Linked DNA regions of Homo sapiens: all the other regions are linked to region 1. A link is an interaction called in ENCODE POLR2A ChIA-PET data of the cell type or tissue named here. Cell type or tissue: CD4-positive, alpha-beta T cell. All regions are shown on one strand. Region 1 overlaps USP36 (ubiquitin specific peptidase 36). Region 2 overlaps CYTH1 (cytohesin 1). Region 3 overlaps CYTH1 (cytohesin 1). Region 4 overlaps CYTH1 (cytohesin 1).

Region 1 (8,000 bases):
CTGAGGTCTTGAGCCATGGTTTCCTCTGAGACTCTTGGCCCGCCTGGCCACTGGAGCAGTTGTTAGAATATTCCCACGAGGGCTGGGTGTGGTGGCTCACGCCTGTAATCCCAGCACTTTGGGAGGCCGAGGCAGGAGGATCACCTGAGGTCAGGAGTTCGAGGCCAGCCTGGCCAACCATGGCCAACATGGTGAAACCCCGTCTCCACTAAAAATACAAAAATCAGCCAGGCGCGGTGGCACATGCCTGCAATCCCAGCTACTTGGGAGGCTGAGTCAGGAGAATTGCTTGAACCCAAGAGGTGGAGGTTGCAGTGAGCCAAGATCCCACCACTGCACTCCAGCCTGAGTGACAGAGCAAGACTCTATCTCAAAAAAAAAAAAAAAAAAAAAAAAATATATATATATATATATATATATATATATATATTCTCATTAGGAAGTGCCGTGCACGCGTGCAGGGAGGAGGCAGCTCTTCCCTCTGCTCTCCCTCAGCAGGAGAGTACCGCACGTGGTGGTCAGCAGTCCAGGCAGGGAGGGCCCTGTGAGTGCAAAGATATTGACATCCATCTTTGTGAACTTCAGTGGTGAAAGAGAGCTCTCTGTTCGGACACCAGGATGCTTCAGGGGCTAGTGGGAATCTCATCTTTGGCCAAAGCCCTGCTGAGAGTCTGCCTCCCTGCTGGGTCTCGGTCTTGGGAGCTGGGAGTGCCTCTGCCAGGCCCCACCTGCTCCACTGCCTCTGTTCTGTTGCAGTGAAGTGCTCCGTGTGCAAGAGCGTCTCGGACACCTACGACCCCTACTTGGACGTCGCGCTGGAGATCCGGGTACAGATCTGTCCTGCCCTTCACTTTTGCAGTAGGAGAGCGAGGCCAGAGGGTGAAACAGAACCCGCAGAACAGTAAAGGCATCAGATCAAAATAGATAGGGAGAAAACTCCTTTGCTCCCTGCCGCCTTGCAGTACAGACCATTGTCTTTACCTGTTTTTTTCTAGAGTTTTTCCTAAGCGTATCCTTTTATTTAAAGAAAAAAATGGTAAAATTGGGTTTTGTGTCCTGAAGCATGAACAGGAACAACGCTGTCCCCAGGGCTTGAGGAGAGTCTGTTGTGTGCTCTGGGCGGCGTGCAGCCTTTGGAGCTTGGTGGCTCTGTGGGCCTCACCTGGGAGAGCAGCCTTGGCTTTGTCGCACATCCTGCTGCAGCTACAGGGTGCGGGAGGGTGGTCTGCCTTTGCTGGGCCAACCCAAGCTCCAGAGCAGGTCCAGCTACAAGATCATCCTGATAAAAGTGACTGATTCATGGCAGACCTGCAGCTGTCATTTCTTTGCTTTGCTTTTTTTTTATAGGGGCTTGAGGGACAGGGTCTTGCTCTGTGGCCCAGGCAGGAGTGCAGTGGCGCAATCATAGCTCACTGTAGTGTTGACCTCTAGGCTTAAGTGATCCTCCCACACAGCTGGTACTACAGGCATGCACCACCACGCCTGGCTAATTTTTTAAATTTCTTTGCAGAGACAGGGGTCTTGCTATGTTGCCCAGGCTTGTCTCAAACTCCTGGCCTCAATGATCCTCCTGCCCCGGCCTCCCAAGGTGCTGGGATTATAGGCGTGAGCCGCTGTTCCTGGCTGCTTTCATTTCTTGTCTCTGGAGAAGGAGTCCCAATCTGGCAGCTAGTGGGCAAATTTTTATGCGAGTCTAAGTTCTGTGATTTGCTGCCTCAGCCTAAAAAAGACCTTAAATTTGGCATTTCTTGAATCAGCCTTTTTCCTCTGCTGTGTATTTTACTCCCTGTTTTTGTCCTCCTCAGCAAGCTGCGAATATTGTGCGTGCTCTGGAACTTTTTGTGAAAGCAGATGTCCTGAGTGGAGAGAATGCCTACATGTGTGCTAAGTAAGTTTCACGTTGCTTGTGGCAGAAGACTGATACCAGACGGGAAATAAGTCCCCTCACCTGACAGTGTTGTGCCCACCCACTCTTCCTTAGCGGTGACCGCTGCTCGCATTTCTTGAGGAACCTATGTGTGTCCTAAAAACTCAAACTTCTAAATAACACGAATGAAGCAATAGCTATGATTTTTATAGCTACAGTTTACACCATACCTGTTCTAAAGATGCCGCATATATTGTGCAGTAGGGGCTGTGGTTTCCCATTGCTAGGGATGGTGAAACTGAGGCACAGAGAAGTGAAGTGACCAGCCATGGGGCCACACCAAGAGGACGTGGCAGAGCACGAGCTCACATCAGTTCACACTGGCTGGCACCGGGCGGCCGCCCCAGGGACTGTGCCCAACCAGCTGCTCTCTTGCCTCTTAAGGAGTGTTTTCTTTGGCTTTCATTTTTTACTTAACTGGTTTTGGACATTTTTCCGTTTCTGCAGATAGAACTCTTACTTTGTCATTTGTTGCATTTTTAGTAGTGACAGGGTTTCACCTTGTTGGCCAGGCTGGTCTCGAACTCCTGAACTCAGGTGATCTTCCTGCCTTGCCTCCCAAAGTGCTGGGATCACACTACTACAGCCGGCTGAATATCTTTATATCTAGGTCCTTGTAAAGCTGTAGGCACTAAAGAATATATTCTTAATTCTGCTTTACTCTTCTTTAGGTCTGTTTCCTGCAGCTCTCCAAGCTGCGCGCCTCTGCTTCTGTTTTCTCTCCCTGTGTTTGCGCATCTTCTAGCTTTGCTTACGTTGACTTCCTGCCTGCCCGTTTTATCACTCAGCCACATCTGCTTTAATTTGCTCTTTCCTGTGTTGGCCCAAAGCAACTTTTTCCTGTATTTTATTTAGTTTCCTGGTGGGTACAGTACTTTTATTTTTTTGCTTTAGAATCTTCCCACTTTCTGTAGTCTTATTTCCCTGTGGTAGCTTTCCTTTACTTGAGGCATGCTTAATGTGATTTTGAGAGGAGCAGAAGGTCGAAATCTCATTGATGAAGATTCCACTATTACAGAGCAGTTGTTGCTGTTATTAACTTAGCGTTAAGACAACATTTTTCAGAGCACGAATCAATCATTCATTAATCTTTCTCATCACCTTCTTCATAGATGCAAGAAGAAGGTTCCAGCCAGCAAGCGCTTCACCATCCACAGAACATCCAACGTCTTAACCCTTTCCCTCAAGCGCTTTGCCAACTTCAGCGGGGGGAAGATCACCAAGGTGAGCGCTCGTGACACCATCCCAGGCAGCTCCGTGGGCCACAGTCGGCATCAGAATAACACGAAGAAAGTGATAGCCACGAGTTTGATAGCTGCTGTTTACACAGTACCTGTCCCTGTTCTAAAGGTTCTACACATATTGTGAAGTAGGGACTGTAGTTTCGCCCTTGTCCAGGACGGGAAGACAGTCACAGAGAGGGGAAGCAACCTGGGACGCCTTTTAAAAATAGACGTTTCTGGGTTTATCCCAGTGCCAGTGAATTTGAATCTCTGGAGGACAGGGCCCAGGAATCTGCATTTTTGCAAAATCCCTGAATGCTTGTTATACACAGTCAAGTTCCAGGGCCACTGTCTTAATGGATTTACCGCAGCTTCTGGTTGTGCTTGGGCTGGTCCTGGCAGGGACTTTCAGGGTTCTCCAGATGAGTGTGATGAGCACTGGGCGGTGGGACTTGCATTGTCCATGTCCTTTTGATGTCTAGAACAGGTGCCGTTGCATGCTCTGGCTTTTTATGAAATATGGAGTTTAGAAAAACTACTTTTGACACGATGGTATTTTATTGTTTAAATTTCATTTTGTTTTAAGACAGGGTCTCACTCTGTCACCTGGGCTGGAGTGCAGTGGCATAATCAGCGCTCACTACAGTCTTGACCTCCCAAGCTCAAGCGATCCCCCTGCCTTAGCCTCCTGAGTAGCTGGGACTGTGGGCACATGCCACCATGCCTGGTTAATTTTTTAAAAAGTTTTTTGTAGAGACAGCATCTTGCTGTGTTGCCCAGGGTGGTCTCAAACTCCTGGGCTCAAGTGACCTGCATGCCTTGACCTCTCACAGTGCTGGGATTACAGGTGTGAGCCACCATACCTGGCCTATAGTGGCATTTTCATAGAAGATGTGTTTCTTTTTTCTTTTTTCTCTTTTTTTTTTTTTTGAGACAGAGTCTTGCTCTGATGCCCAGGCTGGATTGCAGTGGCGCTGTCTCCACCTTCTGGGTTCAAGTGATTCTCCTGCATCAGCCTCCAGAGTAGTTGGGATTAAGGCGCCCACCACCACACCTGGCTAATTTTTGTATTTTTAGTAGAGATGGGGTTTTGCCATGGTGGCCAGGCTGGTCTCGAACTCCTGAGCTCAGGTGATCCGCCTGCCTCAGCCTCCTAAAGTGCTGGGATAACAGGCATGAGCCACCGTGCCCAGTAGATGTCTGTATCTCATAAAAATCTAGAGTTCTGTTCTGAGAGCCTGGTTATGTGGTTTGGAATGACACCCTTGGCTGAGCCTCCGTTTCCTCACTGGTAGTGGTGGGGGCTTGCTTAGGTCAGCATTTCTCAAATGTGTTTGCAGATTCTTAATGTCGTAGACTCAGGTGTCGTGTAACCACAAGGGCATGTTTTAAGAAATGTGTCACCAGGCAATTCTGTCACTGTGTGAACATCATAGAGTGCATTTACACAGACGTAGATGACGGAGCCAGCTGTATGGTATAGCCCATTGCTCCTAGGCCACAAACCTACACAGCCTGTTCCTGTCCTGAATACTGTAGGCAGTTGCAACACAATGGGAAGTATTTGTGTATCTAAACATAGAGAAGGTACAGTGAAAATGCAGTATTATAATCTTATGGGATCGCTGTTGTATATGTGGTCTGTCATTGACCAAAACATGTTATGTGGCACATGACTGATGGTATGTGACGTTTAAGAACAGGCAAAATTAATGGTGACAGAAATCAGAACAGTGAATATTTGAGATGGGGGCAATGACTGGGATGTGGGAATTTTCTAGTTGATGTTCTGCATGTCCATCAGTATATACTTGTCAAAACTCTTTGATCTATATACTGAAGATCTATGCATTTCAACAAATCCCACAACTCAGTTTAAAAAAATGATTTAGGCTGGGCACAATGGCTCACAACTCTAATGTCAGCACTTAGGGAGGCTGAGGTGGGAGGATTGCTTGAGACTGGGAGTTTAAGACCAGCTTGGGCAACATAGTGAGACCCTGTCTCTACAAAAAAATTTTGGTTTTTTTGTTTTTTTTTTTGAGACGGAGTCTTACTCTGTCACCCAGGCTAGAGTGCAGTGGCACCATCTCAGCTCACTGCAATATCTGCCTCCCAAGTTCAAGCGATTCTCCTGCCTCAGCCTCCCAAGTAGCTGGGACCACAAATGTGTGCCACCATGCTTGGCTAAATTTTGTATTTTTAGTAGAGACGGGGTTCCACCATGTTGGCCAGGCTGGTCTTGAACTCCTGACCTCAAGTGATCCACCCACCTCGGCCTCCCAAAGTGTTGGGATTATAGGTGTGAGCCATCATGCCCGGCCTAAAAAATTTTTATTAATTGGCCAGTCATGGTGGCGCGTGCCTATAGTCCCAGCTACTTGGGAGGTAGAGATAGGAGGATTGCTTGAGTCCAGGAGTTTGAAGTTACAGTGAGCTATGAATGTACCACTGCACTCTAGCCTGGGTGACAGAGCGAGACTGTGTTTCTTAAAAAAAAAAAAAAAAATTATGCGTATGTTTTTCGGAGTTCCTAAACACACGTCTGTATATGACCCAGAATAATGGCAATCCTGTCATGTGGGCTCTGTGCTGTCCTGGTGCACTCAGCCTACAGCTGCCATGCCAGGCACTATTACTGCTAAGAATATATGTGTGTGCATGTATGTATATATGTGTGTGCACGTATTATATGTGTGTGTATGTATATGTGTGTGCATGCATGTGTGTATATGTGTGTGTATGTGTGCGTATGCATGTGTGCGTGCATGTATGTGTTGTGCATGTATGTATATGCGTACATGTGTATGCATGCATATGTGTGTGTGTATGTATATATGTGTGCATGTGTGTATACGATGTATGTATGCATGTATGTATATATGTGTGCATGTATTTTATGCGTGCATGTATGCATATATGTATGCATGTTATGTATATGTGTGCGTGTATTTTTTTCTATGAAAAATTGGTCAGTTTTGGGAAGACATTTTAGCATGACCTTTCTTCTGATCCAGTTGATTAAAAGTCTTACTTGCGGTAGCAGTTGGCTATATTAATTCAGCACTTTTATTTCTGAAGATCTAAAACCCAGCATTCTCTCCCTTTTCTCCCACCAACAATGTTCCTGTAAAGTGGAGGGAAAGAAAATGAGTGACCCTTCTCATTTGATCGTTAGGAACCAGGTGGTGAGAGAACTAATGGAGATGCTTGACAAAGACAAGAACAGATCCTGCATTGCTTGATGGGACAATAAAGTTTCCCATAGGCTGGCTGGAGAAGACTCACTTCTCAGCATCTTGGTGTTTTTTCTTTGTTTGTTTGTTTTGATTGTTTTGAGATGGAGTCTCGCTCTGTTGCGAGGCTGGAGTGCAGTGGTATGATCTCGGCTCACTGTAACCTCCACCTCCTGGTTTCAAGCGATTCTCCTGCCTCAGCCTCCTGAGTAGCTGGAACTACAGGCACGTGCCACCACGCCTGGCTAATTTTTGTATTTTTAGTAGAGACAAGGTTTCGCCATCTTGGCCACGATGGTCTCAATCTCTTGACCTTGTGATCTACCCGCCTCGGCCTCCCAAAGTGCTGGGATTACAGGCGTGAGCCACCGCACCTGGCCAGCATCTTGGTTTTTAATCATTGCCTGGGGGAGCTCCTGCACAGCGTTGCTGCACACCCATTCGCCCCAAATTGTCTTTTTCTTGTTTGTGGCGGGGCAGTTTTGAGACAGTCTCGCTCTGTCGCCCAGGCTGAGTGCAGTGGCTCGATCTCGGCTCACTGCAACCTCTGCCTCGCGGGTTCAAGTGATTCTTGTTCCTCAGCCTCCTGAGTAGCTGGGATTACAGGCAGTGCACCACCATGCCCAGCTAATTTTTTGTATTTTTATTAGAAGTGGGGTTTCGCTATATTGGTCAGGCTGATCTCGAACTCCTCGAGGTGATCCCCCTGCCTCAGCCTCCCAAAGTGCTGGGATTACAGGCGTGAGCCACTGTGCCCGGCCCCCAAATTGTTAAAGACCAGACAAGCTGGGCATTTTGTGTGGTTGTGGATGGAAAGGGCAAATTGATCTTTACTCTCAAAGTGAATTTTATTTGTCTTTTCCTTGATTTTTCAAACAGGATGTAGGCTATCCGGAATTCCTCAACATACGTCCGTATATGTCCCAGAATAATGGTGATCCTGTCATGTATGGACTCTATGCTGTCCTGGTGCACTCGGGCTACAGCTGCCATGCCGGGCACTATTACTGCTACGTGAAGGTGAGAGGCTTGTGTCAGTGCAGCTGCCTCCTGGGACAGGTTTCAGCACCCATGCACATCCAGATGCGGCCTCTGTAGAGCACTTACTTTGTGAAAAGTGTGATGTTTTGTGGTTGTATTCAAGTCCTCGTTGTTGCCTCTCTGCGTGGAGTGAAAAGATGCCCTTTACAGAAGTGTTGCACCAGAATCTAGTGTTCTCAGACTTGCAGGGAGACACGGAAGAGGCAGCCGCTTCTGGTGCCATCCTTAGAACCCTGGCAAAATCGGCCATGGTGATGACACTGCCTGAATGTCCTTTAGAAGGGACAGTTCCTATCTGTTGGGGCACTAGGAAGGAACTGGGACGCAGAGCACACTTTGGGGTCACATTCCGAGTTATGAAAATATTACACGTTTTAATAGAAGTTGTTACCTGTTGATTATTAATAGTGTTTGGAAATGTAGCAACTAACAGATTTTTTATTCCCTTTTTAAAAAGTGAGGATAATGGGATGCTTGTTGATTGTTTTGTTTTCTGCAACATCCTTGGCTGCTTCAGGCAAGCAATGGACAGTGGTACCAGATGAATGATTCCTTGGTCCATTCCAGCAACGT
Region 2 (8,000 bases), 58 kb after region 1:
GAGGTTTCATTGAGCCGAGATAGTGCCACTGCACTCCAGCCTGGACAACAGAGCAAGACTGTGTCTTAAAAAAAAAAAAAAAAGACATTTAGATGGAAATATTATTTTATGGTATTAGTTGTGAGCTTATAAAAAGAAGAAAATGATTATTCTATGTTTTGTTTTTTCTTTGAGACAGACTCTCGCTCTGTCACCCAGGCTGGAGTGCAGTGATGGGATCTTGGCTCACTGCAACCTCTGCCTCCCGGGTTCAAGCGATTCTCCTGCCTGAGCCTCCCGAGTAGCTGGGACTGCAGGCGCACACCACTGTGCCTGGCTAATTTTTTTATTTTTGGTAGAGACAGGGTTTGGCCATGTTGGCCAGACTGGTCTCAAACTCCTGACCTCAAGTGATGTGCCTATCTCAGCCTTCCAAAGTGTTGGGATTACAGGCGTGAGCCACTGCGCCTGGCCTATTCTATGTTTGAAAGATGAGTGTAGCAAATAAATTCTTTAAGAGGAGGCTAGCATACTTTCCCCCTTATCCATGGTTTCACCTTCCATGGTTTCAATTATCTGCAGTTAGCTGTGGTTTGAAAATATGTGAGTATAGTACAAGGAAATATTTTGAGAGACTACATTCACGTAACTCTTATTACAGCATATTTTATAGAACAACTTATTGTTCTTTATTATTTATTATAATGTTCTTTATTATTAGTTTATTATTAATCTCTGCCTACTTTATAAATTTTATCATAGGTATGTATGTATAGGAACAAACATGTTGTATATAGGGTTCACTACTATTTGTGGTCTAGGCATCCGTGGGGGGTCTTGGAAAGTATCCCCTGTGGATAAGGAGGGACTACTCTATAACCTACAGTAAGGTGATTTGTGGTGTGAATCCACTTTATTCTAGGAAGTATTAAGGTGTTTGACAAATGTGTATATAAATGTGTGTATCTTGAGAGGGATTAAAAGTCTTTTTTTTTTTTTTGGCACGGCCTCGGCTCACTGCAACCTCTGCCTCCTAGGTTTAAGCGATTCTCCTGCCTCAGCCTCCCAAGTAGCTGGGACTACAGGCATATGCCACCACTCCTGGCTAATTTTGTATTTTTAGTAGAGACAGGGTTTTACCACGTTGGCCAGGCTGGTCTCGAACCCCTGACCTCAGGTGATCCACATACCTCTTCCTCCCAAAGTGCTGGGATTACAGGCGTGAGCCACCGTGCCTGGCCAAAAGTCTTTTTTTGAGATTAAAAACATCCAGAAAGCAGCCGGACGGACATTTCCATTGTATTAGTTTCCTGTTGCTGCCATAACAAATTATCACAAATTTAGTGGCTTAAGACAATATACATTATTATCTTACAGTTTGGAGGCCAGAAGTCTGGAATGGGTCTCACTGGGCCAAAATGTATTTCAGCAGGGTTGTGTTTCTTTCTGGAGGCTCTAGGGAAAGATCTACTTCCTTACCTTTCCAGCTTCTAAAGGCTGCCCACACTCCTTGGCTCTTAGCTCCTTCCTGCATCTTCAAAGCCAGCAGTGGCTGATTGAGTCTCACCTCTCATCACTCTGACACTGATTGTCCTGCCTCCCTCTTCCATTTGGAAGAATCCGTGTGCCCACTTGGATACTCTAGGATAATCTCCCTCTTCTAAAGTTGGCTGATTAGGAGATGTAATTCCATCTGCAATCTTAATCCCCTTTTGCCATGGAATTTAACATGTTCACAGGTTCCAGTGATTAGGACATGTATATCTTTGGGACCATTATCCTGCCGACTACATCTATACATCTACCTTAGTGCCTTTGCCCATGGAATGTTTCTTGTGAGAATGGGCAGTTTAATCCTTCCTGCATATCATTTTCTTCTTATGGAAGTGTGCCTCATGGGTATTAAGTATTGCAGTACTTTGTAGACTTTGTCTGACTTCGTGAAGCATTTCTAGTTTTAGAAGAGTGCTCCTAATTCAAAGGTAGGGGAAGGCATGTGCAAAAAAGCCGCCCTTTCCACTCTATATTCTGCTGATCAGCAACACTATTTGTCATCAAATTACCGGAACAGAGACTATCTTGAGTCAGAAGGTTATGTTGTTGCTCTCTGTTCTTAGGAATGTTTTTGTACTCTGAGAGTAAAGATAATTTTTCCTGTTGTCAGGTAATGGAAATGTCCCTGAACAATGGACCTTGATAGGAAAAAGAAGTTTATTATTCTAGAAGATGTTGGCACAACATTATTTGGTAATTATTTTTCCAGAAATCTGCTGTTTTCCCCCATGTCACATGATGGACACCTCATTGTATGGAGGAAGCAGGCCAGATGCTGTTACTCTTTCAAACGTTTATGTTAAAGGCTCATTTGGTTTAATTTCCACTCAGAATAGATGTTAAGGATACAAAACCAAATGTCTAGCTGACTACTACTGTTCTTTCCCTTTCCTGCTCTTGCTTTGGACTACTGTTTTCTCAAACGTATAAATGTGTGTGTATAGCATTCTAATAAGAGGAATTTAAGCTTTAAAAAGTTTTTAAAAATAACACTCTTTTTTTTTTGTTTTTGAGACGGAGTCTCGCTCTGTCCCCCAGGCTGGAGTGCAGTGGCGTGATCTCGTCTCACTGCAAGCTCCGCCTCCCGGGTTCACGTCATTCTCCTGCCTCAGCCTCCCAAGTAGCTGGGACTACAGGTGCCCGCCACCACGCCCGGCTGATTTTTTGTGTTTTTAGTAGAGACGGGGTTTCACCGTGTTAGCCAGGCTGGTCTGGATCTCCTGATCTCGTGATCCGCCCGCCTCGGCCTCCCAAAGTGTTGGGATTACAGGCGTGAGCCACCGCGCCTGGCCCCTGCCTCTTGATTTTTAAAGAGGTTTTAATAAGCTTTGAGTAGTGTGAGTGCTTTTAGTTCCCTGTATTATCACGTTCCCAAGGTCAATTGATTTTAACACAAAAATAGGTTACACATCACCCCATTCCAGCCTAGAGCAGGACTAGAAAAAGCAGTTCCTGTGAGAATTAGTTCCCCTTGGAGATCTGAAACTTGAAATCTGAAAACAAGAACCTCTTGAGTTGGGACTCAGAAGGTGGGGAACTGCTGTTGTGTACCAGAATGTGTGCACAAGGGTGTTTATTGTAGCATTGCTATGTGACTGAAAACTTGGAAATCGCGAGGCTGGGCGCGGTGGCTCACACCTGTAATCCAGCACTTTGGGAGGCCGAGGTGGGTGGATCACAAGGTCGGGAGTTCGAGACCAGCCTGACCAACATGTTGAAACTCTGTCTCTACAAAAAATACAAAAATTAGCCGGGTGTGGTGGTGCATGCCTGTAGTCCCAGCTACTCAGGAGGCTGAGGCAGGAGAATCACTTGAACCCGGGAGGTGGGTATCCCATTTATCAAGAAAATATATAGAGACTGTCTCTGACTTATGGTTGACTTTACGATGGGTTTATTGGGAAGTAACCCCATTGTAAGTTGAGGAGCATCTGGGATATATTTTGATTTTGAGAAGTGATGTCATCAGACTTACTTGATACCTGTAACTTTTAGAAAGATAAGTATATGATGCTTTTTGTGTAAAATTACTTTTTCACTTCTATTTAAAAGTCTTAAGTTCTGTTGTAATGCGATTTTTGATTTTCTAGTGTTTAGAAAAGAGGGTTTTAAGATAGTAGAATGTTGTTGCTTTCTTTTAAACTATATATATACATATATATACATATATATGTATGTGTATATATATATACATATATATATACATATATATGTATGTATATATATATATACATATATATACATATATATGTATATATATATACATACATATATATACATATATATATGTATGTATATATATATACATATATATATGTATGTGTATATATATATATATACACATATATATATGTATGTGTGTGTATATATATATATATATATATATATATATAAACCTGCTATTTGGATAGAGGCCAGAATTAAAACATCAGTAGTCAAAAGAGGGAATTCAGTGTTTCTTGAGTTTTTAGCTTTATATGTCTAAATTTGTAAAATTCAACCATGTATTTTCCGTTCCACATGGGCACCTTTTGCAATTGTGGTAGCAGATGTCCTAGGCAGATGAACATGCAGAAGTGGTTTGTTTAGCCTTCCCTTTTAAAGTTCGTAATCTAGTAAATTTGGGTTAGAATGGTGGTTCCCATACTTGACTAACCCGCAGAATCCCTGGAGGAATCTTTCAAAAAAGCCATTTATTCTGGTTCCTTACTCTAGCCATACCAAACGTACCAGGGCAGATCCAGGAATGAGTGAATGAATAAATACGTACATACATGCACATGCTTGTACACACATGCACACAAATATACTTCTAATGCCCCTAAATTTGGGGACCCCAGGTGTGGAAACTCACGCTTCAGAACCTCTAACTGTTCTCTCCAAGGTCACATCACACAGGCAGGCTCTGGCTTGAGTTGGCCTGGCCAGAGATGCTTCCCTTCATTTCCCGTGTTGAGTGTATAAAATGATTTCACAAGAATTTGTGCGTCCATGATTGTAGGAAGGGATGGCTGAGTGTTGAATGCATTTCCTCAGCTGTAACTATCTAATTTATGTGGTTTTGCTTTAAGCCATTCAGTATTCCGCTTGGAGGGTTTTGAACTTACAGAGGTTTTTAAGAAGAGGCTCAACAGATGAAAGAAGCAAGAATAACCAACCTTGGATTTTTGTTTTTACTCCTTTATTATAGCTACCAAGTATATAGCTACCTACCCACTTTAGCTTCCCCATGTGTCTTTGTGTGGTTTTCTGTTTTGTTCCTTTTAAGAGATACCGTCTCTTTATGTTGCAGCTGTTGCTAGGCAGCCAGTGGCCAGGTGCCAGTTTTAGAGCCCTGATCTGTACAACAGTGAGGAAGCAACCTAAAAAGACCCCTTTGCCTACCCCGTTGGATGAAAGAGAGGCTTGGCGCTGGGATGTAGACTGCTAGGCGCATGAGACCTACGAAGAACTGAGGCTGCGTCCACTTACCCAGAGTGTCTTTGGAGAGTACCTTTTAGTCCTTCCTCGGGGCAGTTGCCATATAGTCTGAAAATGAAGCCACCTCAGGCAGTGGGCTTCGATTGGCTACAATTGTGCCCTTCTTACTTTAGCACTTTGGCAAACATTGAGAAAATTATTATTATGGAAATTTTCTTTCTGTTTTGAGACAGGATCTCACTCTGTTGACCAGGCTGGAGTGCAGTGGTGTTGTCATAGCCCACTGCAACCTCGATCTCCTATGCTTAAGCAATCCTCCCACCTCAGCTTCCTGAGTAGCTAGGGCCACAAGCACATGCCATAACTCCGTGGATGCCGAAAGTAGATAACGAGACCTACTGGATCAGAATGAGGCAGATTAGTACACATCGCACAGCAAATAGCAGGAATATCAGCATGAAAGTGCTGGTGCCCCTGACCTCAAGTCTCGTGGGGTGACATGATGGGCCCAGATGATGTCTATGCATGAATTGGGTTTGCCTACAGCTGAGGAACCAAGGACCACCAAGGACTTAGCACTTTCCTTTCTTTTTTTCTTTCTTTTTTGTTTTTTTGAGATGGAGTTTCGAGTTTCACTCTTGTTGCCCAGGCTGGAATACAATGGTGCAATCTCGGCCCACTGCAACCTCCTCCGCCTCCTGGGTTCAAGCAATTCTCTTGCCTCAGCCTAGCGAGTAGCTGGGATTACAGGCATGCACCACCATGCCCGGCTAATTTTTTATTTTTAGTAGAGACGGGGTTTCTCCATGTTTGTCAGGCTGGTCTCGAACTCCTGACCTCGGGTGATCTGCCTGCCTCGGCCTCCCAAAGTGCTGGGATTACAGGCGTGAGCCACCACACCGGGCCTGGGCTTAGCACTTTTTATAGCAAGTGATAGACAGGCCAGGCTTCTTCTCCTCAATGGGGGCATGTCATGCTACAGTCTCCTTGACCAACTTCATGTCGCCAGCTACAAGAAGACAGACCTTGCAGTTTGGCACTCTCAGCAAGGACATGCAGGGATGCTTGGGGCCTCGGCCAAAGGCAGCATGATATAGATGGAGCATAGTTTAATTAATCATCCTGTCTTGTTATTTAGAAGTTTCCACTTTGTTCCTGTAAGAAAGAATCCTGTAACATTCTTGTGGATAAAGTTTTGCTCACATTTCCAGTGATTTTCTTAGGCTAGATTCCTGTAAGTGGACTTACTGGGTTAGGGAGTTTAACTTTGTAGTCTCTTGATATGTACTGCCAAATGGGTTTTCAGAAAGTGTGAATCAGTTTACACCTCATACCAGTATATGATGATACTTGTTAATTTATCCTTCCTGACATTGAATTACTATTTTTTTAAACTTTTTTTTGAATTTTTTTTTTTGAGGCAGAGTCTTGCTCTGTCACCCATGCTGGAGTGCAGTGGTGCGATCTTGGCTCACTGCAACCTCCACCTCCCTGGTTCAAGCAATTCCCCTGCCTCAGCCTCCCAAGTAGCCATGCCTGGCTAATTTTTTTTGTATTTTTAGTAGAGAAGGGGTTTCACCATGTTGGCCGGACTGGTCTTAAACTCCTGACCTCAGGCAGTCTGCCCGCCTCAGCCTCCCAAAGTGCTGAGATTCAGGCATGAGCTACTGCACCCGGCTGAATATTTTTTTAATCTTTTGGGTTGCTGATATAATTAAAATTTTTTCCTGCCTCTCTCAGCATTGGCAGAATGAACTTTGTTCTAAGAACCTCGGCTAGTGTTTACATGTATTAGAATGGGAAAATTATAGCAGCTTCTTTCCCAGGTCGTTTTTTATTCATCTATTCAACAGATACTTATTGAACACCTATAATGAGCTGGACACTCTATGGGCCTTGCAATTTAGACATGAATAGAGTTCTCAGGTACCTTACATTCTAATTAGAAGGAGAACTTTGACCTCTAACCAAGACCTGTTTAATTCATAGGAGGGTTTCTTTTCTTTTTTTTAAACTGCACTCACGGTCATCCCCCCAAAGGATGAGGGTTTCTTAAGTTATGTTGAAAATTCAAACCTTGAGTCCGGGCATGGTGGCTCACGCCTGTAATCCCAGCACTTTGGGAGGCCAAGGCAGGTGGATCACGAGGTCAGGAGATCAAAACCATCCTGGCTAACACAGTGAAACCTTGTCTCTACTAAAAGTATGAAAAAATTAGCTGGGTATGGTGGCGGGCGTCTGTAGTCCCATCTACTCAGGAGGCTGAGGCAGGAGAATGGCGTGAACCCAGGAAGCCTGGGCGACAGAGCGAGACTCCATCTCAAAAAAAAAAAAAAAAAAGAAAAAAAAGAAAAAAATTCAAACCTTGAAATTCCGCCTTGTGAATAATCTTAGTCTAATTTTTGCCATGTTTATTGGAATATAGGCCAGTGGTTGAACTTTGTGTTCCTAACCTCTCAGCATCCTTGTGTCTCCTGGTGATTATGAAGGCTTTTTTTTTTTTAAATGAGATCTTGCTCTGTCACCGAGGCTGGAGTGCAGTGGCATGATCATAGCTCACTGCAGCCTTGACTTCCTCGGCTCAAGTGATCCTCTCACCCCAGTGGTATTTTCTAATAGACATCTGTGTCCCCAAAATGTGTTAAAGACTTTTGAAGATGAGTCCACTCAAATAATGATTTAGTTCTGAATAGACAGATTTTTAAATTCTTTTTTGTTTTTTAGATGGGGTCTCACTGTGTCACTCAGTTCTCTGAAGGACTTCAAATAGCCTCATTAGCAAACTAGGGGTACTAACTGACATTTTCAGCACCTTTAATTGGTGATGATGAGCACATTAATTTCCATTTGTCTATTTGCTGCAGACTTTTCAGGTTCCTTCTCCTTGTTTTAAAAAAATTATTGAGGTATAATTTACATGGAATAAATGGTATCCATTTAAAGTGTACAGTTTGGCTGGGCGCGGTGGCTCATGCCTGTAATCCCAGCACTTCGAGAGGCCGAGGCGAGTGGATCACTTGAGATCAGGTGTTCAAGACCAGCCTGGC
Region 3 (8,000 bases), 69 kb after region 1:
TGTCCTGTTTCCCAAGATTATGAATGTCTTGGCAGGACTAGTCTTGAACTAAACAACAACAAAATTCATGCGTTATAGTACTACCTATGGCTTTGTATTTAATTAGGCATTTTAACATTTTCAGTATCGTATTTAATCTGTATAATCACATTGTGATATGAGGTGTGTGACCTTACTTATATTTACATGGTTAAGATTATAAACTGAAATACGTTGTTGAAGTTCTCTCTCTTGGCCAGGTGCAGTGGCTCACGCCTGTAATCTCAGCACATTGGGAGGCTGAGGCGGGTGGATCATGAGCTCAGGAGTTTGCGGCCAGCCTGGCCAATAATGAAACCCTGTCTCTACTAAAAATACAAAAATTAGCTGTGCGTGGTGGCGCGCACCTGTAGTCTCAGTTACTCGGGAAGCTGAGGCAGAAGAATCACTTGAACCCAGGAGACGGAGGTTGTGGTGAGCTGAGATCACACCACTACACTCCAGCCTGGGTGACGGAGCAAGACTCTGTCTCAAAAAAAAGAAGTTCTCTGTCCTGTCTGAGATGATCGGCAGCATTGTTTATCCCTGTAGCCCTGGTACTCTTTATTGATAGTAGAGATTTTACTCCAATTAGGTACTTTTTAAAGGTAATTTCTATGAAAATCTCTATAAAAATGCTTATTAAAAAACTCCTTTACAGTGGAAAAGAGTAATAACTAACATTTCCCTTTTTCCTCACAAGCTCTAAACCTACTAGAAATAGAAAAAGAAATCTGAACATGGAGATCATATGATCAGCCTTGTAACTGGCGAAGAGAGGGAGATGGAGGAGTCCTTATTTCAAACATCTAGGAAATATGTTGCAAATTAGTAAAATAGGTTAAATTTCTCCGTTTCTTTCCCAGTAATAGGATCTTTGAACTAGACTATTTGAAATTATCATTTGAGGCCGGGCGCGGTGGCTCACGCCTGTTATCCCAGCACTTTGGGAGGCCGTGGCAGGCAGATCATTCGAGGTCAGGGTTTCGAAACCAGCCTGGCCAACATGGTGAAACCCTGTCTCTACTAAAAATACAAAACAATTAGCCGGGTTTGCAGTGAGCCGAGATCATGCCACTGCACTCCAGCCTGGGTGACACAGTGAGACTCCGTCTCAAAACAAAACAAAAAACAAAAAAGATGAAATTATCATTTGATATAACCAATAGCAGAGAGATACCTGTACTCTGATTCCTTCTTCGTTTATGCAGTCAATCCTTGTTATTTGTGGATTTTGTATTCATGAATTTTCCTACTCACTAAAGCTTATTTGTAACCCGCAAATCAGTCCAAAGGTAGTCCTTTCGTGGTCATTTCTGGACATTCACAGAGCAGTGAAAAATGCAGTTTGCTCAGTGTACACATTTCCAGCCACTGTGAAACAAGGTGACTGATTTCTTGTTTCAGCCCTCATACTGTAAACAAATGACCTTTATGTGGTCTATTTAGCATTACATTTTTTTTTTTTTGTATTTTTGTGCCTTTGCTGGTGACTTGCTCTTTAAAATAGCCCCTAATCATAATGCTGAATTTCTGTCTATTGTTCCTAAGTACAAGAGGCCATGATGTGCCTTATGGAGAAAATATAGTATGTTAGCGAAGCTTTGCTCAGGAATGAGTTACAGTGCTGTTGGCCATGAGTTCAATGTTAATGAATCAACAGTTGGCTGGGCATGGTGGCTCACATCTGTAATCCCAGCACTGTGGGAGGCTGAGGCAGGTGGATTGCTTGAGCCCAGGGGTTTGAGACCAGCCTGGGCAACACGACGAAACCCTGTGTCTACTAAAAATAGAGCCCATGTCCCCCCGCCATGCGCCCATGGTTCCAGCTATTCAGGTGGCTAAGGTGGGAGGATTGCTTGAGTCTGGGAGGTAGAGGTTGCAGTGAGCCAGGATGTCACCACTGGACTCCAGCCTGGGTGACAGAGTGAGACCCTGTCTTAAACAAAACAAAACACAACAATATATATTAAATAAGCCATCTTTAAACAGAAACCCATATAAACAAGGTTATGTATTGTTCAGTTGACAAAAGTGTGACCAGAGGTCTGTAGGAACCTAACCTGTATTTCCCCTAGGAGCAACGGTTTAGTCTTTTCCAATTCAGTGTTAGCAATGACTATTTTTGTTTTTTTTTTTTTTGAGATGGAGTCTCGCTCTCTCGCCCAGTCTGGAGCGCATTGGTGTGATCTCGGCTCACTGCAACCTCCACCTCCCGGGTTCAAGCAATACTCCCTGCCTGTAGCTGTAGCTGGGATTACAGGCGCCCACCACCTCACCCATCTAATTTTTGTATTTTTCATAGAGATGGGGTTTCACCATGCTGGCCAGGCTGGTCTCGAACTCTGACCTCGTGATCCACCCGCCTAGGCCTCCCAAAGTGCTGGGATTACAGGCATGAGCCACTGTGCCCGGCAACAGCAACAACTTTTTAAACAATAACTACTTTGAATAGCAAGAATCAGCTATAGCTTAGCCCTCTTCCTACCCCTAAACTTCAGGCTGTGACATCCCAGTGCCACATTTGACATCTCCTGGGGGATACCTACAGGGTCTCTCACAGTTGGCATGGCCACAGCAGAGCCCCTGGTGCTGTGTCCCTCTTTATTCACCCCACCTGAGAAATAGCATATCCGCTCACATAGGTGTTCCCATCAAATGTTTTGAATGTTTTGATATCAGCCTTCCCTTTCTCTTGTTCTGCCTATCCAGTTCATTAGTAGTATGGTTTATTCTACTTCCAAAACGCATCTTGAAGTAATCTGTTTTTCTGCATCTCTGCTGCTGATGTGCTAGTGGAGGCCACTGAATTACTTGCCTGGATGCCACATGAGCTTCCCGTAGCTGATGCCACTCTGTGCACCCATATCTCATGTTCCCTTCCTTCTGGGCACGTGGAGAAGCATATTCTCACCCCCTGGCCATTGATTTGCTATCCTTTTCAGACCCAGAGGGAGCAGGCTAAGAAATATTTTGTGGAATAAGTATGTGGTATTATTTTAGGAGCACTTGGTATTTCTTTGGGTAATAGTAGTTTCTGCAATTTGAGGACTGCTTCTAAACCTGTTAGGAATATTTTTTGAACTGTAAGGGAATTTTTTTTTTAGGGCAGAGAAACATCTGAACAATGTATTAAGTAAAAGCTTGGAGAAAATCTTGGGAAAAAAACACTTCAAAAATAGATTGTTTTAGAGTTCTTTTTTTCTGAAACCACCTGCCTTCTAAAGCAAGATAATTAGATTTTAAACAATGGTTTCTGCTTAGTTAGGTTTTTTTTTATTTTTTTATTTTTATTTGTTATTATTATTTTTTTGAGACAGGGATCTCAATTTGTCACCCAGGCTGGAATATAATGGCATGATCATAGCTTACTGCAGCCTTGACCTGTGGGCTCAAGCAATCCTCCCACCTCAATCTCCTGAGTAGCTGGGACCACAGGCACACCCACCAAACTTGGCTAATTTTTAAATTTTTTTTTGTAGGGGGGATGGAGTCTCAATCTGTCACCCAGACTGGGGTGCAATGGCACAATCTCTGCTCACTGCAACCTCTGACTCCTGGGTTCAAGCAATTCTCCTGTCTCAGCCTCCCGAGTAGCTGGGATTACAGGTGCCTACCACCATGCCTGGCTAATTTTTATATTTTTAGTGGAGACGGGGTTTCGCCATGTTGACCAGGCTGGTCTTGAACTCCTGACCACAGGTGATCTGCCTGCCTTCGCCTCCCAAAGTGCTGGCTGGTCTCAGACTTTTGGGCTCAAGTGATCCTCCCACCTTGGCCTCCCAAAGTGCTGGGATTACAGGTCTGAGCCACTATGCCTGGCCTAGTTTGTTTTTAAATCAATAACAGGTATCAAGAAGTTTGGACTGGCTGACCTTGGTGGTCTTACTGCTGCCACCTTTGCTCTGCCTCACACAGTATGTGGGTGTGTTGGGCCCTTCTCGCAAGCTCCTCTGTCATGTGATGGTTCCGTCTTCAGGGCTGTGGCAGGACCGCGCTGGTTCAGTTTGCTCTGTGTCAGCTGAGTAAAGGATGGGTGGAGTACACCAATTTTGTAACTTGTAACATTTGGTCTTGTGGTTTTGCAAGGAAGGGGTGATATATAATTAGTAAGGCAGGAGAGCAAAGGAAACAGGAAGGGGATCTGCAGTGCTCCTGTATCAAAGTAGATCTCCAAAGCAACAAGGGACAAAAGCAAGCACACTCCTCCCGCCCACCCGTTTTTACTTACTCTTATTTGATCAGAGAACTTTGCTTTCATAAACATCCTTGAATTAAGGCTGGAATTTTTTGGTAAAAATTCCTAACTGAATTTGGTTTAGAAGTATACAGAAAACCCAATGAATTAATTGAATAATCTCCCTTACCCCCTTCTTCAGACAATTCTCCTGTATTCTCTCAAGTAATAAAAGTACTAGAAAGATCAATTGTATTTATCATTAAATGGCTGGTGCTTATAATTTATTCCTTGAATCCAGTTAAACAGTGAGCTTTCCTGATAACCTAGGCATTGTTGTCCCCTACAGTAACCTGGGCCTGTTGGATGTGTAAACATTTTCCTTTGACCCAGGACTGTGTTGAAACTATTTGTTAATCACACAGCAGGATGATCAATACTTACACCAGCTGACGGGACACCTGGCATGACTACTCAGTGATCCAGTAAAACCACGCCAAGCTGGTTCCATAGAGTTTTCATTTTTGATGATAGGACTCGTAGCTCTCAGAATCAGAGAATGTTTAGAGGTGAAACTTACCACAAATGTGGGTCAGCATCTTTAGTTTGTTTCCGGTGTGTGGGGTGCAGTGGCGGACAGTGAGAGAGCCATGTGATGGGAGGAGGCTGCAGAGCTGGACTTTGAATAATGGGTAGGGTTCAGAAAAGTAGAAAATATTGTGAAATTTATTTTATTTTGTTTTTTTGAATGAAGCAACAAAAACAGAGATTTATTGAAAATGAAAGTACACTCCACAGTGTGAGAGTGGACCCGAGCATAGGGGCTCAAGGGCCAAAAATACTGTGAAATTTATTTTAATCAAAGTGGAACATAGATATAGTTTTAAAGATCCTATACAACACAAAATTTTACGTGCTTATAGCAGCAGTTTTCATAAGAACCCCAAAGTGGAAACAACCAGATGCCATCAGCTCATGAGTGGGTAAAGAAGATGAAGTCTGTCCCTACAAGGGAAGATTCTTTAGTCATAAAAAGGAATGAAGTTCTGACACATGCTGCAACATGGCTGAACATAGAAAACATTGTGCCAGGTGAAAGAAACCAGTCACACAAGGCCATGTATTAGGCAAATCTGTAGAGGCAGAAAGTAGATTAGTGGTTGTCAGGGGTTTGGGGATGCGGGAATGGGGGTGACTCCTATGGGGTATGGGGTTTTCTTTTGGGGATGATGAAAATGTTCTAGAATTAGATAGTGGTGGTGGTTGCATAACTTTGTGAACATGCTAAAATCACTGAATAGTATTCTCTAAAAATGTCCTGCCTCTCCCAGACAGTGCCTCCTCCCCGCAGATGTTGACCTCTAGATCCTTCAAGATTGGGACCGCAGTGCAGTATTTGAGTCTCCCCAGATCTCTTCCTAAATACCAGAGAATGCTGCTGAGAGTGTGCATTTTCTTAAAAGTCACTCCCCTCGTTAGTATACCTGTGCCACTATCTTCCCACCCCTCCCAGGGACTTTTTCTATTCTTACTCTACGAGCCTGGCATACTCTGGGCCTTCAGAGCCTGATCCTTAGCATGCCATGTAGTTTTTTCTTTTTTTTTTTTTTTTTTTTTTTTTGGCGCTGCCATTACCTGTGTCCTCCAATGAACTCTTGTGTTTTGAAGAGGGAGATACTTTGTTTTCTTGACCTTTGTAGGTCTAGCTCTTGGCTAACATAGTGCTTGGCACAGTTCAACAGACATCATTTAGAATGAACACATGGTAAAGAGTCAAATCTTTTTTTAATAAATCAGTGTACACTTTTATTATTATTATTTTTGAGACAGAGTCTGACTCTGTCACGAAGACTGGAGTGCAGTGGGGTGATGACAGCTCACTGCAGCCTTGACCTCCTGAGCCCAGATGGTCATCACCTGCCTCGCCCTCTGAAGTAGCTGAGACTACAGGCACGCACCACCACAGCCAGCTAATTTTTTAGTTTTCTGTAGAGACGGAGTCTGTTTATGTTGTCTAGGCTAGTCTTGAACTCCTGGGCTCAAGTGATCCTCTCACCTCGGCCTTCCAAAGTGCTGAGATTATAGGCACGAGCCATCACACCTGGCCTTTCAAATTATTACTCTGATGAGTAAATCAATATGTGAAGAGCAGCTAGAAAATGGGAGAGTCGGCATTCTAAAAGTGTTAGGCTCTTTCAGATGGAAAGTAAGAGAATCTCAGGTTACCATGTAGTGATACTTTTACCCTAGGAAGACAGAGGAAGTAGGAAACTCGGTCGCCGCACTGTCACTGTGGGTCTTGGAGCTCGGGTCTCCTTGTGGGAAAGTGGCCTTTGTAATAAAATCTTGCAGGTGTTGCGTAATTTCATTAGTCTACATGGTGAGGAATAGAGGAGGTTCAGAGAAGAATATACATGTATTTTGTATACCTCAGAATTTTAGAAAAGAGAATCCTGAATATTTTTTTGGAGGAGTTGAGGAAGAAGTAACTGAGGTTTAAATTTTATCTTTGCAGTGATGCCTGTTCTGACCGTCTTATTTAAAACTTAACAATACCTGACCCCACCCCCTGCCACATACTTCTCTTTTCCCCATAGCACCCATCACTTTCTAGCATGTTACTTATTATTTATTGTGTATATAGTTTTTTGCCTATGTCTGCCTGTATAGTAGAAGCCTATTATCACTATCCCTCAAATTAGCCAGTGTGTGTGGACAAAGGGCAAACCAATGTTGATATTAACAAAGCCCTTTCAGGAAATCAGTACTGGTGAATATACACATAGGAACTGGCACATGCGCTGGGTAGAACATGAATTGCCTCTCCTCTCCCTATATATGTTCAAAAGGTAATGAAATTTTTTTTTCTTTTTTTTGAGACAGAGTCTCGCTCTGTTGGCAGGCTGGAGTGCAGTAGCACAATGTCGGCTCACTGCAACCTCTGCCTCCTGGATTGAAGCAATTCTCTTGCCTCAGCCTCCCGAGTAGCTGGGACTACAAGTGTGTGCCACCATGCCTGGCTAATTTTTGTATTTTCAGTAGAGACGGGGTTTCACCATGTTGGCCAAGATGGTCTAGATCTCTTGACCTTGTGATCCACCCGCCTCGGCCTCCCAAAGCGCCGGGATTACAGGGGTGAGCCACTGCGCCCAGCCAGGTAATGGAATTTTTTGGTGCAATTTCTATGTCAATCTTTTAACAATCTTTTCATGTAGCCAGCAGAGGGCAGCACAGATGGAATTTATGACATTCAGTATTTTTGACTTTATTTTAAAGGGCGTTTAAAACTACTGTAGCAACCACTTCTAGGAGTAGTGTGAAGTTTATTTCAATTTCAGGTTTCTTCTTATTCTTTCTCGCTTGTAAATTGTGCTGTTTCTGCTTTGTCTTTATGGAGGAGGTTATTTCTGTTTACCTTATCATCATGAATATGTCAAATTAATACTTTCCAAAGTCTTTTTGACATGTTTCCAGATGCCTCCGAGGGCTGTGGTGAGGTTGGCGATGGTGGGTCCTGAAGGGGCACTGTTCTTTTGCCTCCAGAAAGTAGCAATTACTTGAACCAGAGTTCTTCGAGGTCTTCCCAATGCTCCCAGGCTCCACGGTGCACAGGAGACTGCAGTCCTGGCTCAAGGGTCCTCTCTGAGCATCTGACCAATGCTCTTGACCCCCTTCTCAGAAAGAAAAATCCCCAAAATGTACATACTCAAAACCACACAGTTTTTCAGTTTTGTGGCAAGTTATGGAACTGGTCATGGATTTTCTTGATAGAAACTAAATAAGATCAGTCTTTGTGATGCATACC
Region 4 (8,000 bases), 81 kb after region 1:
GACCTGTGAGGCCATGGGTGGGTGGAAGGAATGATGGGGCCTTTAAGGCAGAGGCTGTGGGGAGTGGAGATGGGGGACCTGGTTGGCAGCATATCAGAAGATAGCAGCTCCAGGCCTGGTGCAATGGCTCACGCCTGTAATCTCAGCACTTTGGGAGGCCAAGGTGGGTGGATCATTTGAGGTTAGGAGTTCGAGACCAGCCTGGCCAACATGGTGAAACCCCGCCTCTACTAAAAATACAAAAATTAGCTCAGCATGGTGGCAGGCACCTGTAATCCCAGCCACTCGGGAGGCTGAGGCAGGAGAATTGCTTGAACCCAGTAGGCAGAGGTTGCAGTGAGCCGAGATCGCGCCACTGCGCTTCAGCCTGGGCAACAGAGCGAGACTCAGTCTCAGAAAAAAAAAAGAAAAGATAGCAGCTCCATTCTTTCACTTGCCAGGCCAGAAAGCTCGGAGTCACCCTTGACTTCTCTCTTTTACACCTCACGTGGACTCCATTGGGACATCCTTGGCTGTACCCTGAAAGTAAATATAGCAAGAATATGGCCACTTTTATCAAGTAAGCCGCCAACCCGTCTCACCTGGATGACTATAGCAGCCCCCCAACTGGTCTCCAGCTCCTGTGCTGGCTGTCTCCAGTCTGTTCTTCCCCACAGCCAGAGTGGTCTTGTTACAAAGGAAGCCACAAAATGCTCTGTTGCTCAGAACCCTGGCAGCAGCTATGCATCTCACCCAGAATGGAAACCAGAGTCCTTAAAATAGCTGCCAAGGCCCCATGCAGTTCGCCTACCACCCTCCTCACCTCTGCGACCATATCTTCCACTCCTCCCTACACTGTTCTTCCTGCTCCAGCCACAGTAGCCTCCTGGCCCTTCTCAGCAGAGGCCTTCCCTGACTGCACTTCCACTTCCCCCACTCCACAGTACTTATTTTCTGACATACTGCATATTTTACTTACTTGTTTCCCCACCTTTCCCATCTCGTTAGAGTGGAGACGCCACGAGGGCAGGCATTTTGTCTCTTTAGTCCTCTGATGTCTCACTAGTGGCTGGCACTTAATGTGCTCAGTGAATGTTGAACGAAACAGATAAGACAAAAGATACAACTATCTTTGTAAAAACTTTTTAAAAACAAGTGACTGGTTATGACAAAATATTTGTAACATTTCATACAAAGGATTTGTAATCTACAAATCATTTAAAAAATGATAAGCAATAGAAAGGTGGGCAAAGGCTTTGAAAAAGCAATTCATGAAAGAGGAAATACCTCAAACTTACGAAAAGATAATCAGCATCATCAGTAATCAGGTCAGTGCAAATGACCAACAACAACGAGAAACCGTTTCCCACTGTCTGACTGGCAGAAGTTAAGTTTGGTCCCATCAGGGACGTGGCAAGCACTTTGGCAGCATCTGTGAAAGCTTTAAGTACTCAGGCCTCATGACCAGCTTTTCTGCCTTTGGGTGTCTATTCCAGAGAAACGCTATACCATTTGACAGTAGGGAGAAAATAGAAGTGACCTGCCCTCTTACAAGTTGGGATCACTGGCTGTGAATCAGACCTGATACCAGAAGATAGAAATGCTGTTTGGGAATCATTAAACATAGGTTTTGAAATGGTGCAGGCTGGGACTTACAACTGTGATTTTGACATACTAAACCAAAAGGTGACACGTTGGGTTTATATTAATTGCCTCTACAAAACAAAGTGTTTTTTTTTTTTAAATATATGCATATGTATTTATTCAACTGTTATTAGGCAAGAAAGAAGAGAATGTGATGAAGTCTTTGCCCTGGAGTCATGTCAGCACCTTCAGAGTCTGACTGGAGACAGCGCCCCGTTGTCTTGCTGTAGATGTGTGTGTTCCCAGCTCCCCAGTGAGACTTGGCCAAAGTCTAGCACTTCCTGCAAAGCTGCTGCAGGTGTTTGCATTTACAATGAAGACTAATAGGAGAGGGGTTTGGGAGTCCAGCAGAGAGCAGGGTGCGGAGGATGGGCTCTGCAGCCAGGTCTCGTGCTTTGGCAAGCCATGCAACGTCTCTGGGTGCTAGCATCCTCATCTGTGATCTGGGGATGGCGAGGACACTCACCCCATGGGATGTTTTCAGGATTAGATGAGTTAGGTCACATCAAGCTAGGCACAGAGTAAGCATGCAATAAATGTTATCTATTACGATGATGAGGTGGGAAGCTATGTCTGGATCCAGCAGTTCTACTTGTGAGAATTTTTTTCTATGGAGATAATTAAAGAGATGTGCCGAAACGTGTGCACACGTGTATTGAGATACGTAGAAGAATTGGAAATCACTTAGAAGTCTTACAATATGGGACTGGTTAAATATTATGTCTAGACTGAGAAGAATAATAAATGTGATAGATGTCCATTTACAGTCATGAAAAAATGTTATAAGTAAAAATAAGTAGCTATAAAACGACATATAAAATATCGTGTGTGTGTGTGTGTGTGTGTGTGTATCTATAGAAGAGAGAGAGAATATATATAATACTTATAACAAAAGTCTGGAAAATGTCTACCAAAATGTCACCAATGGCTATCTCTTGGTGATAGGATTAAGGTGTTTTTTTTCCTTGTTACTATTTTCTAATCTTCAACAATGAATATGTGTCATGAACATGATAGGACTGTGCAGGCAAGAATCTTTGGGTGCAGCATATTAGAAATCATAATGGAGATGAAACTGAACTTAGATTGGGAGTTTGGCCCTTGGATTTTTTTTTTTTTTTTGCCTCTAATATCTGCTTTCTGCTTTTAGCCTGTGACCTCATAACATGCTGTAATGATTACGATCTCTTAGTCATGCTCTTGGGAAATGGGCTATTATCTCATTGTGAGGGGACCAGGGATTTTAATGATTCCATTTTAAGAAAATGTAGTCGGCTTTCCATGGGCTCCCCATCCATGGATTTAACCTATTGTGGATGGAAAATATTTGGAAAATAAAAAAAGGTCACACCTGTACTGAATACATACAGACTTTTTTCTTTTCATTTTCTTTAAACAATATAGCATAACAGCTGTTTACATAGCAGTTACATTGTATTTGGTATTAGAAGTAATCTAGAGATGATTTAAAGTATATGAGTGGATTTGTGTAGCTTATGTGCAAATAATTAAGGACTCAAGCATCCGTGGGTTTTGGTGTCCATCGGAGTTCCTGGCACCAGTCCCCCTTGGATACCAAGGGACAACTGTACTTGAAAGTGAAGAGAAAAACAGCAGTGAGTCCTGGCTATGACTTTGGTTGAGTTTGAGAAAAGACTAGAAGTGTGGCTACTAAACTAGTTTGACTCCAGTGTAAGATTGCTTTCAGGGAAGCAGATGGTTAACACACTCGGAAGGTGCTTGAGCTCGACTTCAGGAACTGGGTGGTGGCACTGACTGGGAGTGCCGCTTCTTTGGAGGCTGGAGGTTGATTGGCCCAGGCGTGCAGCCAGCCATTGCCTGTCTGTTCAGGAAGCAGCTCTGAGCTGCCCTAGTGGCTGGACAGCTTCACAGGTATCCCCGGCCCCTCCCAGTCAGACCCCACAGGAAAACTTGGCTCCCAGTAAGTTACCGCTCTCCTGGAAGCACAGAACGGACTTTTCGTGTCCCGCTGTAAGGAAACAAGATGGTCCTTAAAACCGAAGAGGAGGACGGTGAGTCAAAGCCGCAGCCCCCGGCCGGGACTGATGCGGCTTGGGGTATATGGAGTGGAGTTTTAGGTATCTCTTTTCATTAGTATGTGAAATCCTGTGAGGATAGTTTACTGAGCCTTTTGGGGAGGAGTTAAGGACCAACCTAGACTCTGGTTTTTATCTTACTGTTTTCAGGAGAAAGACTGCATAGTCTCTTAGTGGTTAGGAAGCTGAGGCTCTCTCGGGTGTGTGTGTGTGTATGTGTGTGTGTGTCAGAGAGTGAGAGAGAGGAGAGAGAGAGAAAGAGCGAGAAGAGAGAGAGATATTAAGGTAACTCAGTGTTTTTAAACCAAAGAAGTTCTCCTCCAATCTTTGCTTTCGTTAGAGTTCCGCCTTGGGTGTTTCTTGGTAGATTCCACTTCATACTTGGTGATTGTGTCTACTTCCTGTATCAAAATAACAGTTGGTCAGAACTTCTGGGAATTCCACAAATATCCAGAAAGAATCTGATACTAAAAAGTAAAGACATTAGAGATCGGATTGAAAGAACCAGTGAGATTTGGGATAAATAGTACTTGTTTTGTTAAATAAAATGTGTCTAAGGGAAAAGACGATGTGGTCTTCTCCCTTTGGTTGTTAGGTGAGGACTGTTTGAAGCCTGGGAGGGCAGGGTCTGTAGAACTTCCTTTATCTGCTCCACACCTGTACTGTAAACAGTGGAGCTATGAGTAATGGGATGACAAGCTGTGCCTTCTAAATCCCAAGAGATTCTGCTGAAGAGCTGTGTCTTAAAGCCCTGGGTCAACACAGGAGTTGTGTTTGTGGATGTGTGTGTGTTTTATTGTATTTTATTGTGGCACCTTATCAGATGGTGGTGTTGTAATGCTGCAAGACAAAATAGTAAAATGCGTACTGGGTTGTAGCTGGTAATGTGTGATATTTTTAAGTTTGGAATAAATATCTGGCTATGTTTCAAGTGGATTTTGTGAAAGTTGTAATAAAACTTGGGTGTCCTCTTTAGGCTTTTCCCACTCTGGTTCACTATAAAGCACATTTGAAAGCCCCACCTCTAAGTGCAAATGATCCTGGACAGTGTCCACGGGCGACACTGAAAGCTGCAGCACGCGTGGGGGACGCTGGGAGGGAAGCATGCACAGGTGTCCATAACGATACTTCTGTATCTGAAGAGGGGTCAGTAGTGAGGGGACGTGCCAGGCCAGGGCTGAACTGCCTGCTTGGTGCTTTTCTAACTGAAAGGTGAGTCCACACTAGCCAAGATCTAGTTCCAAAGGGAACACTTTTGAGAGTGGAAGAGGACACTAGTGACTATGCTGGGACAGCAGGAGTGAGCCGGGCCTGGCCATGGTCCCTCACGCTTACTTGCTTCTGGTCCTTCCGGGTGAGCCTAGCTTCAGACCCACCGGAGGTGCTGTGTAATAGTCACTTTTTATCCTGGAGGCTTCAAAAGTCAACATGAACTACCCTAATCAACAGTGGGAGTGATGGGGGTGGGGCATGAGGTTAGGGGCCGGGAGCTTAGAGGTAGAATTACTGAACAGCTTTGCTTTGACCAAGTAACCTTAAAGAACTGGTGCTTCTTCGCTTCCCTTACCCCCTCCCATGGTATTTCCTTGTGTTGTCACCTGGGACTGAAGGCAGTGTTGCCCTTTAAACCACTGCTAAAATAGATGCCCTTAGACATTGCCGTGAGAGACAGAGTGGCATTTAGGTAGGTGTAAAAGGAGGGGGACAAATGGAGTTTCCTCTGGCAGGTCCCTGAGATCCCAGGGGAGGGCAGAAGTTAAGAGTCAGTTATGCTTTCCATAGAGCTGCTTTTAACTAGACTTACGCCCTAAAGAACACGCCTAAGAAAGGGTATGTGGGGGTTTTTGAAAATATTCTTTAAGGAAGTCAGACTCTTCTGCTGCATTAATCTCAAACCCACAATTTTTAGGTTAAAAATATTGCTTTCTGGCTGGGCGCGATGGCTCACACTGATAATCCCAGCACTTTGGGAGGCCCAGGCAGGCGGATCACCTGAGGTCAGGAGTTCCAGACCAACCTAGCCAACATGGTGAAACCCTGTCTCTACTAAAAATACAAAAATTAGCCGGGTGTGGTGGCAGGAGCCCGTAATCCCAGCTACTTGGAGGCTGAGGCAGGAGAATAGCTTGAACCCAGGAGGCTGAGGTTGCGTTGAGCCGAAATCGTACCACTGCACTCCAGCCTGGGTGACAGAGTGAGACTTTGTCTCTAAAAAAAAAAAAAAAAAAAAAAAAAGCTTTTTTTTACCTGGTACATTGGTACATTGGTACATACATTCGTCAGTTTTCATTCTGTATATGTGTGTTAGTGAGAATTAACCAGTTTAATTAATTGGGCACTATTTTCTTAACTGCCATAAGTTATTATTATTTTTAGCTATTTAATCTTGTTAATGTCAGTCCCCCTTGATTTGCCTTTTTTTTTTTGAGACAGAGTCTCGCTCTGTTGCCGAGGCTGGAGTGCAATCTTGGCTCACTGCAACCTCTGCCTCCTGGGTTCAAGCGATTCTCCTGCCTCAGCCTCCTGAGTAGCTGGGACTGCAGGTGCATGCCACCACACCCGGCTAATTTTTGTATTTTTTGCAGAGACGAGGTTTCACCATGTTGGCCAGGCTTGTGTTGAACTCCTGACCTCATGTGATCCACCCACCTTGGCCTCCCAAAGTGCTGGGATTACAGGCGTGAACCACTGTGCCCGGCCTTGATTTGCCTTTGAACTCTCTCTTTGGCATCTCTTTGGGATAGATTCCAAAATCTTTGGTGTGGGACCTGAGGCCCTTCACAGGCAGACACTAAGCCCCCTTCAGGGTGCCAGTTCAGCCCTGCTGTGTCCTGGGCCTTGCCCTGTGGTGTGCCCATTGTTGCTGGCCTCTGTCACTTCCATACACTTTATCTTGCTTGGTATACACCATTCTGTTCTTGTCCATCTGGGGAATCCGTTGGTCCTTCAAGTTCTGGCTCACAGGTTGGCCCCTCTGAAGCCTCTTGGCATCGCCTGGAATTCTGTGAGTACTTGCTGCACTTGGCCGCTGTGGCCGGGTGTGCTGCTGCTACGGGCTTACATGCCTGTCCCCACTGGCCTTCACTTTCTGTGCAGGCCAGGGACTGGAGCTGTTTAAATCCCAGCTCCAAGCACAGGCTGCGCCTATGGCAGATGCTCAGTAAACGCTGAGCTGAAGTGAATCTGTGTATTTCAGTAAGAGAAAAAAAAAAGAGCTGAGGATGCAGCCGGTGACCGGAATGTGAATTGGGCTCTATTGGTAGTGTACCCGAGGTAGATTATTTGTACTCATTGAGTCTTTATCTTACCTGTAAACTGATGAGAACAGTGTATAGTTCATTGTCAGGAAATATGCAGAGTTACAGTTGAGCTTTGTTGGAAAATTTAAAAAAGTGGAAATGAGAAAACATTTTAAGCTGTAAGATAGCATGTGTGTATAAACTAGTATTATTTGTAGGAAAATATGCCAAATAGAATGAAGTATAGGCTTCCTCAGTGGGACACTGGATTTTCAGATTGCTTCTAAAATGCTGTCCTTGACGTGAACTTTCCATGTTATCCTTTTTTTTTTTTTTTTTTTTTTTTTTTTTTGAGATGGAGTCTCACTCTGTTGCCAGGCTGGGCGTGATCTTGGCTCACTGCAACTTCTGCCTCCCGGGTTCAAGTGATTCTCCTGCCTCAGGCTCCCGAGTAGCTGGGACTACAGGAACGTACCACCACGCCCGGCTAATTTTTGTATTTTTAGTAGAGACAGGGTTTCACCATGTTGGCCAGGATGGCCTCTATCTCTTGACCTCGTGATCTACCTGTCTTGGCCTCCCACAGTGCTGGGATTACAGGCGGGAGCCACCGCGCCCGGTGGTTATCCCATGTTTTAATGCGTGCCATGTGATTGTGGTAGTCTCTAGTTGGACAAGTTGCTCAGGTTGTGGTGTTTGCAGGAAGACCTGAGGTGCTGTAACTATCAATTCATATCCCCCTAGATATTTCTCACTCCCTTCCTTATGGATTTTGTATTTTGCAGAATCAGAAATGGTTACATCTTTATTTTTAAGCAGGAGCATGTTTGGCATTGTACAAAGCACACATCATAGCAAGAAACCTGTATCACCATCTGCTGTGACAAGTTTTGAAGAGGATTCACTCTGGTTTGAATTTTATAGGCTTTCCTGTTGAGTACACCAGAGATGAATGCTCACGGTATTACACAGAGGATTAGAACTGCCCTTTCTTCTTAATGAAGGTGAATAGAAACAAGGGCTTGGATTCTGCCCCTCTGAAGAAAGCTGACCCTTATCCATTATCTGAGTCTTTGTGTAG

The links. Peaks named below come from ENCODE experiments on the same cell type or tissue, not always from the same donor. Only the 100,000 strongest peaks of a DNase experiment are listed, where the experiment ranks them.
Region 2: POLR2A ChIA-PET joins it to region 1 with 17 read pairs; 9 of 35 experiments call an interaction of 5 or more read pairs at or near these places.
Region 3: POLR2A ChIA-PET joins it to region 1 with 14 read pairs; 10 of 35 experiments call an interaction of 5 or more read pairs at or near these places.
Region 4: POLR2A ChIA-PET joins it to region 1 with 10 read pairs; 9 of 35 experiments call an interaction of 5 or more read pairs at or near these places.

Annotation. Positions count from the first base shown.
Region 1 is chr17:78,813,818-78,821,817 of GRCh38, reverse strand. USP36 (ubiquitin specific peptidase 36) reads left to right here. Exons shown (of 21, transcript NM_001385174.1): 8 at 757-827; 9 at 1,806-1,888; 10 at 3,040-3,151; 11 at 7,266-7,406; 12 at 7,945-8,000. Among named protein-coding and RNA genes, the nearest start is that of USP36, 23 kb to the left of the region's middle. In CD4-positive, alpha-beta T cell, no CTCF peak of the experiment used is centred here; DNase peaks (open chromatin) are centred at 2,268, 2,677 and 4,567; H3K4me3 peaks cover 557 bases; H3K27ac peaks cover 4,741 bases.
Region 2 is chr17:78,756,282-78,764,281 of GRCh38, reverse strand. The region is part of intron 1 of CYTH1 (cytohesin 1); the gene reads left to right. Among named protein-coding and RNA genes, the nearest start is that of CYTH1, 22 kb to the left of the region's middle. In CD4-positive, alpha-beta T cell, no CTCF peak of the experiment used is centred here; DNase peaks (open chromatin) are centred at 4,831 and 5,281; H3K4me3 peaks cover 1,542 bases; H3K27ac peaks cover 6,184 bases.
Region 3 is chr17:78,744,962-78,752,961 of GRCh38, reverse strand. All of the region lies in intron 1 of CYTH1 (cytohesin 1), which reads left to right. Among named protein-coding and RNA genes, the nearest start is that of CYTH1, 33 kb to the left of the region's middle. RefSeq lists enhancers at 3,859-3,928, 3,989-4,048. In CD4-positive, alpha-beta T cell, CTCF peaks have their summits at 7,176 and 7,375 (motif pointing right); DNase peaks (open chromatin) are centred at 4,021, 4,731, 5,221 and 7,421; H3K4me3 peaks cover 1,877 bases; H3K27ac peaks cover 7,605 bases.
Region 4 is chr17:78,732,348-78,740,347 of GRCh38, reverse strand. All of the region lies in intron 1 of CYTH1 (cytohesin 1), which reads left to right. Among named protein-coding and RNA genes, the nearest start is that of CYTH1, 46 kb to the left of the region's middle. RefSeq lists enhancers at 405-694, 6,462-6,521. In CD4-positive, alpha-beta T cell, CTCF peaks have their summits at 3,328 and 3,556; DNase peaks (open chromatin) are centred at 2,807, 3,427, 3,917, 4,313 and 1 weaker place; H3K4me3 peaks cover 3,804 bases; H3K27ac peaks cover 3,669 bases.